3 separate regions of the Mus musculus genome follow, and all the other regions are linked to region 2. A link is a contact called in ENCODE Hi-C or POLR2A ChIA-PET data. All regions are on one chromosome and are shown on one strand. The core of a region is the stretch at or near the end of the contact, and the rest is flanking DNA. Distances in the headings are between cores, read along the strand shown. Region 1 holds the start of Armh3 (armadillo-like helical domain containing 3). Region 2 holds the start of Nolc1 (nucleolar and coiled-body phosphoprotein 1). Region 3 holds the start of Gbf1 (golgi-specific brefeldin A-resistance factor 1).

Region 1 (3,552 bases), core at 956-3,455, 77 kb before region 2:
CAGTAATCACAGTTAGATGAATCACCATCCTCTATGAGCTGTGTAAAACAAAGCAAAGATTTTTTTGGATATTATTTTTCTTCCTCTAACTAAACTTTTAAACTACTGTCCATAGGAATGTGTATGGGAAATTTTATTGGTTATCTTAGAAAATAGTTATGCTGTAATATTAATTTGCTACTTGATATCGGCCTTGAAGTTGGACTTGAATACTGTGAAATTAAAAAATAAAATGGGAACTGCAGGGAAAAAAAAAAAAACCCTGACTTTAAGCTAAGTGTCCGTCTCAAGTCAGTGTTCAATGAGTGCTGAAGCAACATTTACCCTCACATCCCTGAATCCATTTGTTATTTGGTCACATTTTCCTAGTTTTATGGATCCCTAAACTGTGCTGTGTGAAACCCCAAATTCTGGGTTGGTTTCTGTTATTATTTTTCCTGATTTTTTTAATGTTGTTGTGTTTTTTTAAAGATTTATTTATATGAGTATACTGTAGCTGTAGGTGTCTTCAGACACAGCAGAAGAGGGAATCGGATCCCATTCCAGATGGTTGTGAGCCACCATGTGGTCGCTGGGAATTGAACTCAGCACCTCTAGAAGAGCAGTCAGTGCTCTTAACCACTGAACCATCTCTCCAACCCCATGCTATTGTTTTTTAATATGTGTGTCTGTGTGTGGATGTGTGTTTGAGTGCAAGTACCCACAGAAGCCAGTTACAGGTACCTGTGAGCCAGGAGCTAGCTAGTGTGGGAGCTGGAAGCCATATTTGGATCTTCTGAAAAAGCAGGAAGTGCTCTTAAACCTCTGAGCCACCTCCGCATCCCAGATTCTGGGTTCTAAGTTGTTATCCAGGGTTTGTTTTCATTTTTGGTGGGTTTTGGTTTTAGTTTTTTGGGTTTTGTTTTTATTGTGTGTGTGTGTGTGTGTGTGTGTGAGCCCGCGCTAAGCTGTTCAGGCTGGCCTTGAACTCAATGTGTATTTCAGGCAGGTCTAAGTTGGAGGCCAGTTTGGTCTACAAAGAGAGTTAACAGCAAGGGCTACACAGAGAAACCCTGTCTTGGGAGGCAAAAAAATGTAAACATGACAAGGTACAATGACTGTCATAATAAGAACACATTAAAGGCTTGCTAATTCATTAAGAAAAGAATGACTTCCTTAACTATTGGAAGAGAAGTTATCAAAACCTTTCTTAGATCTGCTATCTTGAAAGCGTTTCCATGGAAACGACCATACATACAACATTCAGTCAAAAACATACCAAAGAAGATTTCAAGTCACTCTGTCCTAAATCATGGGCAGGAGATAAGCCTAGCTTGGTGAGGTACACTGAAATCACAGCATTTGGGAGGGAGAATCAGAAGGATCGCTACAAGTTCGAGGTTAGCCTGGTCTACATAGCTAGTTCTGAACCGGCCAGGGGCCCTAAGGCTACACATATGATGGCTCTAACACTAGCCATGTTTAAACACCATGCTTGCCCTATTTTCAAGGAAAATGCACTTAAGTTTAAAACTTTTTCTAGAAAGAAAAGTTGGGGAGGTTCCGATAGTCCCGCAACATTTTATTAGGACATGGCTGAAGTATATCCACTGTCCCATTAGCCAGGGACAACTTCCCCAGTGACTATCATTCTTCACCGTACGAGGGAAGGGGTGGGTTTCCTGGCTGGCACACACTCCTCGCATGAAAGCGCAGTGGGTTTATTAACTCTGCAAAAAGTGGGTGCTAAAAACGGAAGAGCGCAGGACCCGGCATCTGAACACTTCACGGGGACCGGCCACCTCCCGTCCGAGGCGCAGCTTTCCACCAGGAGCCGACCGGCTCGGGGTCAGCCCCGCGCTGGGGTCAAAGGTCAGCGCCTCGGCGTCCCCGAGGCCCCAGCGGGACCTCCGAGAGGCCGGACCCAGCCGGTAGCGGGCGATCGAAGGCAGCGAGGCGGACTCTGAGGTCCCAGGCCCGACCCTCCCACAGCAAGCGGCCCCAGCAACCGCAGCCCTCCCCTTGCTCTGTCACCCGTGTCGCCGCGGCACACTCAGGCCCCGCCCCCAGGGCCGCCTCTGCGTCCAGGCCTAGTAGGGCGGACCCGCAGAGGTCGGCCAGGTTCGAGGACCCGGCAGGGCCCGCGCCGCTTACCGAGCCCCCGGCTTCTCTAGCACCCTAGCAGCTCGCAGGCCTGCTCGCTCCCGACTCCGGCGACGCCGCCACTGCTCCGGAATCACGGGCGCGTTCCCGACCTCCCGACACTTTTCCCCCAGGCCGCCGCTCCCCGCCGGGTCCTAAAACCCTCCGCTCTTCAGGTTCTTTCACGCCCTCTTCCTGAAGCGGGTTCAGACCACGATTCCCAGCAAGCATCGCAAAAACTACAACTCCCAACAGACACCGCGAGAGAACTAGCCCTTCACCTGAAGTCACTGGCTTTAAATCGGCTCTAGTAGAGGTTTGTTGTTGTTGCTGTTTTCGTTATTTTAAATTCTGACCAGCCTACAACCCAATCTTATGGAGGTATTTTCTCATTTGGGGTCCCCTTCTCTCGGATGATTATTCCTGTATCAAGCTGACAAAAAATTATCCAGCACAGGTGAGAGCGAGGAGCTGCAGTCTAGAAGAATATACATAGCCATGCACGATGTGTCACGTCTGTTAATCCCAACCCTTGGGAACCAGAGATAGGAGGATGAGAGGTTCAAGATTAGCTCCATCTTTATAGCAAATTCAAGGGCAGCCTGTGCAACAAGAAACCTTGTCTTTTTTTTTTTTTTTTTTTTTAGGTTTTCCGAGAAAAAGTCTGTGTAGCCCTGGCTGTCCTGAAACTTGCTCTGTAGACCAAGCTGGCCTCAAACTCAGAGATCCACCGGAGAGAGACAGAGAGATACAGTCACAGAGACACACTGGAGATATGGCTTAGCAATTAAGAACACTGGCTATTTTCACAGAGGTCCCAGGTTCAATTCCCAGCACTCAGAACTGTCTGTTACTCCCATATTCCTGTAACTCCCATCTTTCTCTGGCCTCTATGGGCACCAGGCACACACAAAGTACACATAGATAAAGGCAGAGCATCCATACACATTAAAAAAAAAAAAACAAGGGGAGAGAAAGAGAAGGAAATGGAAGAGAGGGAGAAAGGGGAGGGAGGAAGGAGCCATGCCTTGAATAATCGGGGTAAATGATTTGTATTTAGTCATTAGGTGCAGTTTCCAAAGGCTCTAACTCTTGGTCAAGAGATGCAAGGGTAGCCAGGCAGCAATGCTGCATGACTTTAATCCCAGCACCCTGAAGGCAGAAGTAGGCAGATCTCTGGGAGTTCTAGACCAACCTGATCTACAGGGCAAGTCCCAGGGCAGCCAGGATTATGCAGAGAAACCTTGTCTTAAAAGCAAACAAACAAAAAGATGGGAAGAGACCTATAGCAACAAAAGGCCCCTGGAGAAAAAACTGTTTTAGGCAGGAAGATGATATTAAGGGCACATTAGGATCAAAATGCCTGATAGATGTCCAGACAGAAATATCTAGCAGACTGCTAGATGCCGTTTATTGGTACTCAGCCCAGCT
Region 2 (3,880 bases), core at 666-3,165:
AGCCCCCTCCCTTTATTTTTGAACGGAGAAATCTAGCCAGTGAGCTCCAGGGTCATCAGTACCCTGCCAGCCCTAGGACTACGGATGCAAGCCACTGTGCCCTGCTTGTACAGCCGTGTCAAGGATCTGAACTCGGGTGTTTATGCTTGCACGGCTAGCATTTACACCGGCCCTTTCTAAATTCTGTAGAGCTGTGCAGGCTGGACTGGAATCCCGGTTCTCCTGCCTACTCTCTTCAGTGAGAGCTGCTAGGCCTGTGCATGAAGATAATTTTAGGATACAGACTCTTGTGGGGTGAAGGAGGTACAGTTGTTTGTTGGTTTTGCTTTTTTTTGTTTTTCCAGCCAGGGTTTTTCTGTATAGCCCTGGCTGTCCTGGATCTCACTCGTGAGGTCACCTGCTTCTGCTTCCCAAGTGCTGGGATGGATTAAAAGTGTGTGCCATCATGGCCTGGTTACTATGTCAAACTCCTCCCCTTCCACCTCCTTATCTCTCTCTATCCCCCCTCTCCCTCTTATCTTCTCCCTCTCTCAGACATCTGCAATTTTTGCCTCTCAACTCTGGGTTTAAAATCATTAGCCTCCGGGTGTGGTGGCTCATGCCTTTAATCCCAGCTTTCGGGTGGCAGAGGCAGGCGGATTTCTGAGTTCAAGGCCAGCCTGGTCTACAAAGTGAGCTCCAGGACAGCCAGGGCTACAGAGAAATCCTGTCTCGGAAAAACAAAACAAAACAACAACAAAAAAATCATTTGCCACCATACCTATGAGAATAAAAGTTTTCTCAACTGGGGTTAGTGTCTATTAAGTGTCATTAAAGCTCACCAGTTTGGTTTTGATCACCATCTTGGTTTGTGAATTTTTTTTTTTTTTCTTTTTTTCCGAGACAGGGTTTCTCCGTGTAGCCCTGGCTGTCCTGGAAGTCACTTTGTAGACCAGGCTGGCCTCGAACTCAGAAATCCGCCTGCCTCTGCCTCCCGAGTGCTGCGATTAAAGGTGTACGCCACCACCGCCCGGTGGTGTGTGTATTTTAAAAAAAACGATTTTGAGGCCGGGCGTGGTGGCGCAAGCCTTTAATCCCAGCACTCGGGAGGCAGACGGATTTCTAAGTTCGAGGCCAGCCTGGTCTACAAAGTTAGTTCCAGGACAGCCAGGGCTATACGGAGAAACCTTTCTGTCTTGGAAAAAAAAAAAACAAGCCAAAACAAACAAACAAACGATTGTGTATGCATAGAAGCACCTCTGGGAAATAGGATAACGGGTCCTTTTAGAAGGAGCGCCTGTTTTGAGGAAAGTAAAAGAAAGGTATTCACCGGAAGTGCATCTTTATTGCTTCCTGACCTGGACAGTAGCTGATACTGAAGTTTTCCGAATTCACTGTGACTTCTTTCTTTAGGAAGAAAGGATTTTTCTTGATCTTTTCCCTGGGATGGTCCCGTGTTCCTGTTCTCCGAATTGTAGATGGGAAGGATAACTGTCTTGTAACCTAGCTATGACTGACAGACAATGTGGGGTACCAACACCTTGTCACCACAACTTTTAGGATCCTCTGATTTGAGTCTGGGTCTGGGTGGTATCCTGAAGGACTTCACTGGGTGTGAAGGGAGGGAGGAAGCCATTGTCCGTGGGAGTTTGAGCAGTAGGTGACACCTCTAGAAGGGTTGAAAGAGCCTCGAGTTCTCCAGTGCACCCATTATTGTTAGTCCATTCAGTACTGTGAGGTCTCAGTAGCAGCCAGGGCTTGGAAATCTACAGTAGGAAGAAGCCCATTCAGCAAAGGTAATGCGCGGGAATTTGCAAGTTTTCCCGCCTCGGACAGGAGCGTGGCATCTGACGTAGAAGCTCCGCCTCCTTAGTGGGCGGCTCGTGGGCTCCGCCCCCTGCAGGATGATGACGCGTGTGGGACCGGAAGCAACTTCTAGATTTAGTCTGGGTCTCTCCTCCCGGGTGGAGGGTACGCGACCTCGTGTGCGCCACTCTTTTCCGCTGCGCGCCGCGCGCGACTTGATGACGACACTGGACCCGCCCTCGACCCGGGCTGTGCTTTGGTGTTCTTAAGTCGTGCCGCGTGCGCAACGGTAGTGACGCGTTTTACCCGGAGCATGGCGGATACCGGCTTGCGCCGCGTGGTTCCCAGCGACCTTTATCCCCTTGTGCTCAGATTTCTGCGGGATAGCCAACTCTCGGAGGTGGCCAGTAAATTTGCAAAAGCGACCGGCGCTGTGAGTCCTTGGTTTGGTCTGCGGGCCGGGGTGGGACGACTCTCCGAGCTAATCTAGGCCTTGTCGGCTTTAGAAGTTAAGGAGGCGAGGGCTGGGGTCTGTCAGTCCGTTGTCTGCCCAGCTTCTCTGCGGACCTTCCTCAGGCTGGAGGTCTCGGTGTCTCCTTCCACCATGTCTGACTAGCTAGCTCCGAGTATTACGGCTTTTACTTGGTGTGAGTTTTTGCAGCGGTGACAGGCATGGGTCCCTCGTGACCCAGGACATGTGGCGCTAGATCCCTCCGGGAGCATTGGGTTGGCGGTGCGTGGTTCTTCTGTACTTTTTGTTGGACTTACCCTTAATTGCAGTTTTACCTGAGACTCAAAGATTTTAGTAATGAAGGCTTGGATTCTATTTATACACTTGTTTGTTTTTACAAAAGAAGATGAGTGAGTGCAGGGATAAATTGCGAAGTAATGATAGCTAGGACTTCATATTGTATTTACTTATTTTTTTAAAAAGAAAAAAATGAATGAGTGTGGTGATAGGTTGCTTTCAGTATACTCTAGGAGTAGTGAGCGTCCGCCTGTGTTAAGTTGGCACTGAGCTTGGAGCTCCAGGTAGTGATGTTAGGCCAGGCTCTGCGGCTTTCTGCATGTATGATCCCAGCAGCCTTTTGTTTGAGACAAAGTTCATGTAGTCCTTGTGTAGTGGAGGATGGATATGAACTTCTGTACCTCTTGTCACAGCCTCTTCATGCTAAGTGCCTTACTGCCCTGCAGCACACTTTGTATACCATACTGGCCTTGAACTCAGCTCAGTCTCTGTCTACCAAGTGCTGGGATTAAAGGTGTATATCACCATGCTCAGCCCAATTTACAGCTTTTGAGTGAATGAGACTCACTGAGAGAAAAATGCACAAAGTAGTAACTCCATTGTAGGCACACAGGAACATGGGGTGAGTGACAGCTGTTATGTAAGAGCAAAATGTTTACTCTGCACCTTAAGAAAAGCTGTAGCGGGCTGGAGAGACGGCTCAGCAGTTACGACCACTGACTGCTCTTTTAGAGGTCCCGAGTTCAATTCTCAGCAACCAACCACATGGTGGCTCACAACCATCTGTAATGGGATCAGATGCCCATTCTTCTAGTGTGTCTGAAGACAGCAAAGATGAACTCACATAAATAAGGGGGAAAAAAAATGAAAGAAAAGCTGTAGTGTTCGTGGAAACACCTTGAAAGGCTGTAGGCCTTAGATCCTGGGACTCTTGGGTTATAGGCCACCAGATCTTTTGAGATAGGTTACTTCTTTGTAGCAAAATACAAAAAGGTGATTTTTGCCACAAAAGGAAAGATCAGGTCAGTCTCATAATAAGGGAGTTCTTTCAGCCGGGACAGCCTGACATGTGATCTGGTAATACATCCCCCAACCCCCCCCCCCAACTCCATGTGCTCTGAATTGATGGACCATCTAGCCAGTGCTCATTATTACTCTCCTCTTCTTCCCTCCCTCCTATTTTACTTTATTTTTTTGGTTTTTCGAGACAGGGTTTCTCTGTGTAGCCCTGGCTGTCCTGGAACTCAGTAGACCAGTCTGGCCTTGAACTCAGAAATCCGCCTGCCTCTGCCTCTGCCTTCCAAGTGCTGGGATTAAAGGTGTGTGTCACCACTGCTCGGCACCCTC
Region 3 (4,023 bases), core at 921-3,420, 77 kb after region 2:
GTCTAATGTCTGGAGGCATACCTAGATAGGGAGGGGAGAGTAGGGAGTTTTAGTTTACTTACAGGGTTTTCCTATTTGCTCTCCAACCTGAGAGAAGCCCTAAAGACCAAACGAAGAGAAAAATGGCTCAGAGGTATCATAGAATGAAATACCTTGGTGATCGTATCATCTTCATCTGACTTCCTTTAGGTTCCTAGCTGGACCTAGAGACCAAGACCAATGCATAGACACAGGGAGTTGTTGGGGGATTCTTCATATTGGATTTGGCTCTGATGGTTTTTTAAATTAGAGGATCATAACCTATGGATGCCTTGGGTGCCTGTTTCAAGGCCACATTCCAATGGCCTTAGAAAAGGTTTGCTTTGCTGGACATGGTAGCATATGACTTTAATCCCAGCACTTGAGAGGCAGAGGCAGGCAGACAGACCTGAGTTCGAGGCCAGCCTGGTCTACAAAGTGAATTCCAGGGCAGCCAGGCAGCCAGGGCTGTTACCCAGAGAAACTCTGTTTTGAAAAACAAACAAACAAAAGATTTATTTTTTATTATTTGAAATGTATGTGTCTGTGCCTGGCATAGTGGTGCAGCATTTGGGAGGCAGTGGCAGGTAGATCTCTGTGAGGTTGAAGCCAGCCTGGGCTTCAAGGACAGTCAGTAGCCAGGGTTACAGAAAGATCTCTCTCTCTCTCTCTCTCTCTCCCCCCCCCTCTCTCTCTCTCTCTCACACACACACACACACACACACACACACACACACGAGAGCGCGCGTGTCTCTGTGTGAGTATGTGCCCAAAGTGTTGGATCCCTCTGGAGCTGGAGTTACAGTAGATAGTGCTATGTACATCCTGGGAACTGAACTCAGGTCTTCTGGAAGAGCAGCAAGCACACTTAACTGCTAAGCTTCCTTTCCAGTCTCACCTGTCCGCATTTCGAAGGAAAATGGGAAATCATCATCATCATCATCATCATCTTCTTCTTCTTCTTCTTCTTCTTCTTCTTCTTCTTCTTCTTCTTCTTCTTCTTCTTCTTCTTCTTCTTCTTCTTCTTCTTCCTCTTCTTCCTCTTCTTCCTCTTCTTCTTCTTCTTCTTCTTCTTCTTCTTCTTCTTCTTCTTCTTCTTCTTCTTCTTCTTCTTCTTCTTCTTCTTCTTCTTTTTGTTAACGATGTGGACTAATGGTGTGAGATTAGGCCCTCAGACTTGATCCTCATACACCTCCACCAATCGTTCATTAAGATTTGTCCAAGGCTTAATAGGAAGGGCTGAACTGAGAGTCATATAGCCCTATGGAGTAAGGTATACCAAGTATTGAGGGAGGCTGGAGAGATGGTTTAGTGGCTAAGAGCATTATCTTAAAATAGACAAATTCTTTCTTTTTAAAAAGAAGTATTAAGTACCCCCATGCCCCTTACTCTCCGCACCGAATTGGCTGGGGTAGGTGTATGTTTTTCTCTGCTATGCATGGATCCAGCTTTCCTCGGTAGAACTCTTTCCACGTCTGGAAAATGAGGATACTCTAATTAGGTATCCAAGATTTCTGCTACCATTTTCTCTATTTCTGGATGGTAGGAATGGAGTAGAAAATGCAAAAATCAGAGTTAGGATGAGACAGGCACATATACCCAAGTGGGGCACAGAAGACAGGAGGGCGTAGGCAAGATTGCACGGGCCGGATTTAGGAACGCGTTTCAACCCCAGACCTGCCTGGAAAGAGAGCGATCCCTAAAGTAGTAAAGCCCAGGTGACTTTGGTAGGATGAAGTTGGGGGAGTAGGGTCGCCCGCTCAAGCTCTCAAAACGGACCCCGCCCCCTTTCCAGCAAATCATAGCCTTCCTGCCCAGGATGCCCAGCAGCCACTGCTAAACAGCGCACTGCAACCGAACCCTATCTGACCCCACCTCTTCAACCGCCCAGCACAATTTTTCATTGTTTATTGGCTTCTGTAACTGTCAGTCAGAGAATCCTCGTATCCGTTGGCTGTCCCCTACCTACTCTTCTTTCCCTTGTAATCTGGTCTCTTTGGGCATTGCACGCCTCCCAGAGCTAATTTCTTTCTTCGATTGGATAGTCGGAATGCCACTTTTCAGAGTGCCACGCTCTGATTGGCTGAGCGCGGCAGGACTCTCGCAGTTACCAGGCAGCGGGCTAGACTGAGGCTAGTTACCACGTCAGTGAGCTGACAGGGAAGGTAGCCGGCACCACCGAGCGTCCCGGCCCACTTACTCCAGCCTGCAGTGAGGTCTCACCCTGAAGTTAGGGTTGCCTTCCAGAAGACAGGATCCTTCCCTTCTCTCACTCGCCGCCGGCGCCGGGAGAGCGGCCGGGAGACGCCTCCGGGGCCAGGCTGGACATGAGCTGCGGCTGCCGCCGGTTCTGGGACTAGGCCCCGCCATTTTGGATCCGCTGACAGGTCAGCGAAGTCTCTTCTTAGAGTTCCAGCGTCGTGAGGGCCTCCTGACGTTGCCATCAAGAATAAGGAGGAAGGGTCCTTCGGTTGGGCGAAGCGGCCTGGGCGATGGGCTTAGTGGGAAGAAGTAAACCCAGAGGACTGATGTGAGAGGGAGTTGGGAGGTGTGCAGGGGCCAAAGGTCAGACCCTTGTCCCCGAGGGGTGTTTCAGCTCCACCTGTGACTCGGTGGATGCTAGAATCTGTTTTTGTTTTTGTTTGTTTGTTTGTTTGTTTTCCCTAGGCATAATCTGGCCTGCAGCTCTTCTTTTTCAGACCCTTCTGCACCCTAAAGTCCTCAACATCTGAAAGCAAAATTAAGGATGGTTTCAGGGTTTAGAGAGTGAATCTTTTCAGATTCTGTACATCTGTCACTTCGGGGTGACTGCGTCCTAGCACAACTGAAGCGCCCCATTAATCCTGAAAGATGAGCCAGCTCAGTTTGGATTAGGTAGTCAGAAGGCATAGAAGACTGGAGGCAGCCGCCTGAGAACCTGGCCTGTAAGATCTTGCTTTTACAGGATAGCTCAGCTGTCACCAGGGGTCTGCATGTAAACACCTTTCTTTCTTTTTGAGTCAGGTTCTTTCTGTGTAGCTCTGGTTTTTCTGGAATTCACTATGTAGACCAGGCTGGCCTTGGATTTACAAAGATCCACCTCCTTCTGCCTTAAACTCTTTAGGTGTGTGTTATGGGTAGGCATTTACCCACTGTAACTCCCTTCTTTTTAAGGATATGAGGTTTGATCCCAAGGCAGCCACTCTTTTGTGACACATTTGATTGAGAGTTAAGAGGGGTTTGAATACTGATAAGGCTTGGTCCTGGTGGTCTATTTATTTTTAGTAGGTGAAAAATCATGAAAAGGGCTGGAGGGAGACGTAGCTGGTTGAGTGTTTGCCTTGCATGTATGGAGTCCTTGAGTTCAGTCCCTAGCACTTCATAAACTGGGCATGTTGGTCCACATCTGTAATTATTCCCTACTTGGGAGATGGAAACACGAGGGTTAGCCCTGACATTCAAGGTTATCCTCAGCTACTTCTTGAGTTAGAGGCCAGCCTGGGCCAAGTGAGACACTGTCTTTAGCAAAGAGACAAGTTAGGAGAGTTGTTCTGCTCCTTGTGGTAGGGTCAGGGAAACAGAGTGAATGGTAGGGCACAACCCGAAAGAGTGTAGTTTATGGCCCAGTAGTGACCTTTGACATTGCTGTGTCATAAACTGGTGAAGTCCTTCGAAGGTAAAGAGTACGTTAGAGATGAGAGACAATGTAGTGTTTCCTGAGTGCAGAAGCTCATATCAAGAACCCTAGGTACAAGTAAGCCTTATGGAGTATATAAACGGGAAAACCTGCTCTGGGATCGCTCAGTTTACACAGAGTCTTGCAGTAGTGGGGATGGGACCCTAGGGTCCCATATGGTATAGTCAGGCAGTCTACCACCGAGCTATACCCAGAGCTAGTGCGCTCTCTCTCTCTCTCTCTCTCAGTTGTCCTGACTGGTCTAGAATTTGCTCTGTAGCCCTTGAACTTGTGATCCTTCCTGAGCTGCTGGGTTTACAGGCCTACAGTCCTAGATCTTCCTGTATATT

The links. Hi-C counts contacts between places; a loop is a spot of excess contacts on that map. ChIA-PET counts read pairs that join two places held with the same protein, here RNA polymerase II (POLR2A).
Region 1: a map of left cerebral cortex shows a loop between it and region 2 (5-fold over the local background). The contact joins the promoter of Armh3 here to the promoter of Nolc1 in region 2. A Hi-C loop is called at or near these places in 1 of 37 maps with a recorded cell type or tissue (left cerebral cortex). POLR2A ChIA-PET finds 5 or more read pairs at or near these places in 1 of 5 experiments (embryonic stem cell).
Region 3: POLR2A ChIA-PET joins it to region 2 with 14 read pairs in Patski. The contact joins the promoter of Gbf1 here to the promoter of Nolc1 in region 2. POLR2A ChIA-PET finds 5 or more read pairs at or near these places in 4 of 5 experiments (Patski and embryonic stem cell).

What each region holds. Positions count from the first base shown.
Region 1 is chr19:45,996,283-45,999,834 of GRCm38, forward strand. It overlaps Armh3 (armadillo-like helical domain containing 3), which reads right to left and starts at 2,206. Exons shown (of 26, transcript NM_198296.2): 1 at 2,134-2,206. 4930505N22Rik (RIKEN cDNA 4930505N22 gene) reads left to right here and starts at 1,855. Exons shown (of 2, transcript NR_152221.1): 1 at 1,855-2,437.
Region 2 is chr19:46,073,932-46,077,811 of GRCm38, forward strand. Nolc1 (nucleolar and coiled-body phosphoprotein 1) reads left to right here and starts at 1,916. Exons shown (of 13, transcript NM_001039353.2): 1 at 1,916-2,218. The coding sequence starts at 2,099. RefSeq lists an enhancer at 1,825-1,896 and cis regulatory regions at 1,838-1,844, 1,867-1,873.
Region 3 is chr19:46,150,388-46,154,410 of GRCm38, forward strand. It overlaps Gbf1 (golgi-specific brefeldin A-resistance factor 1), which reads left to right and starts at 2,171. Exons shown (of 40, transcript NM_178930.3): 1 at 2,171-2,405.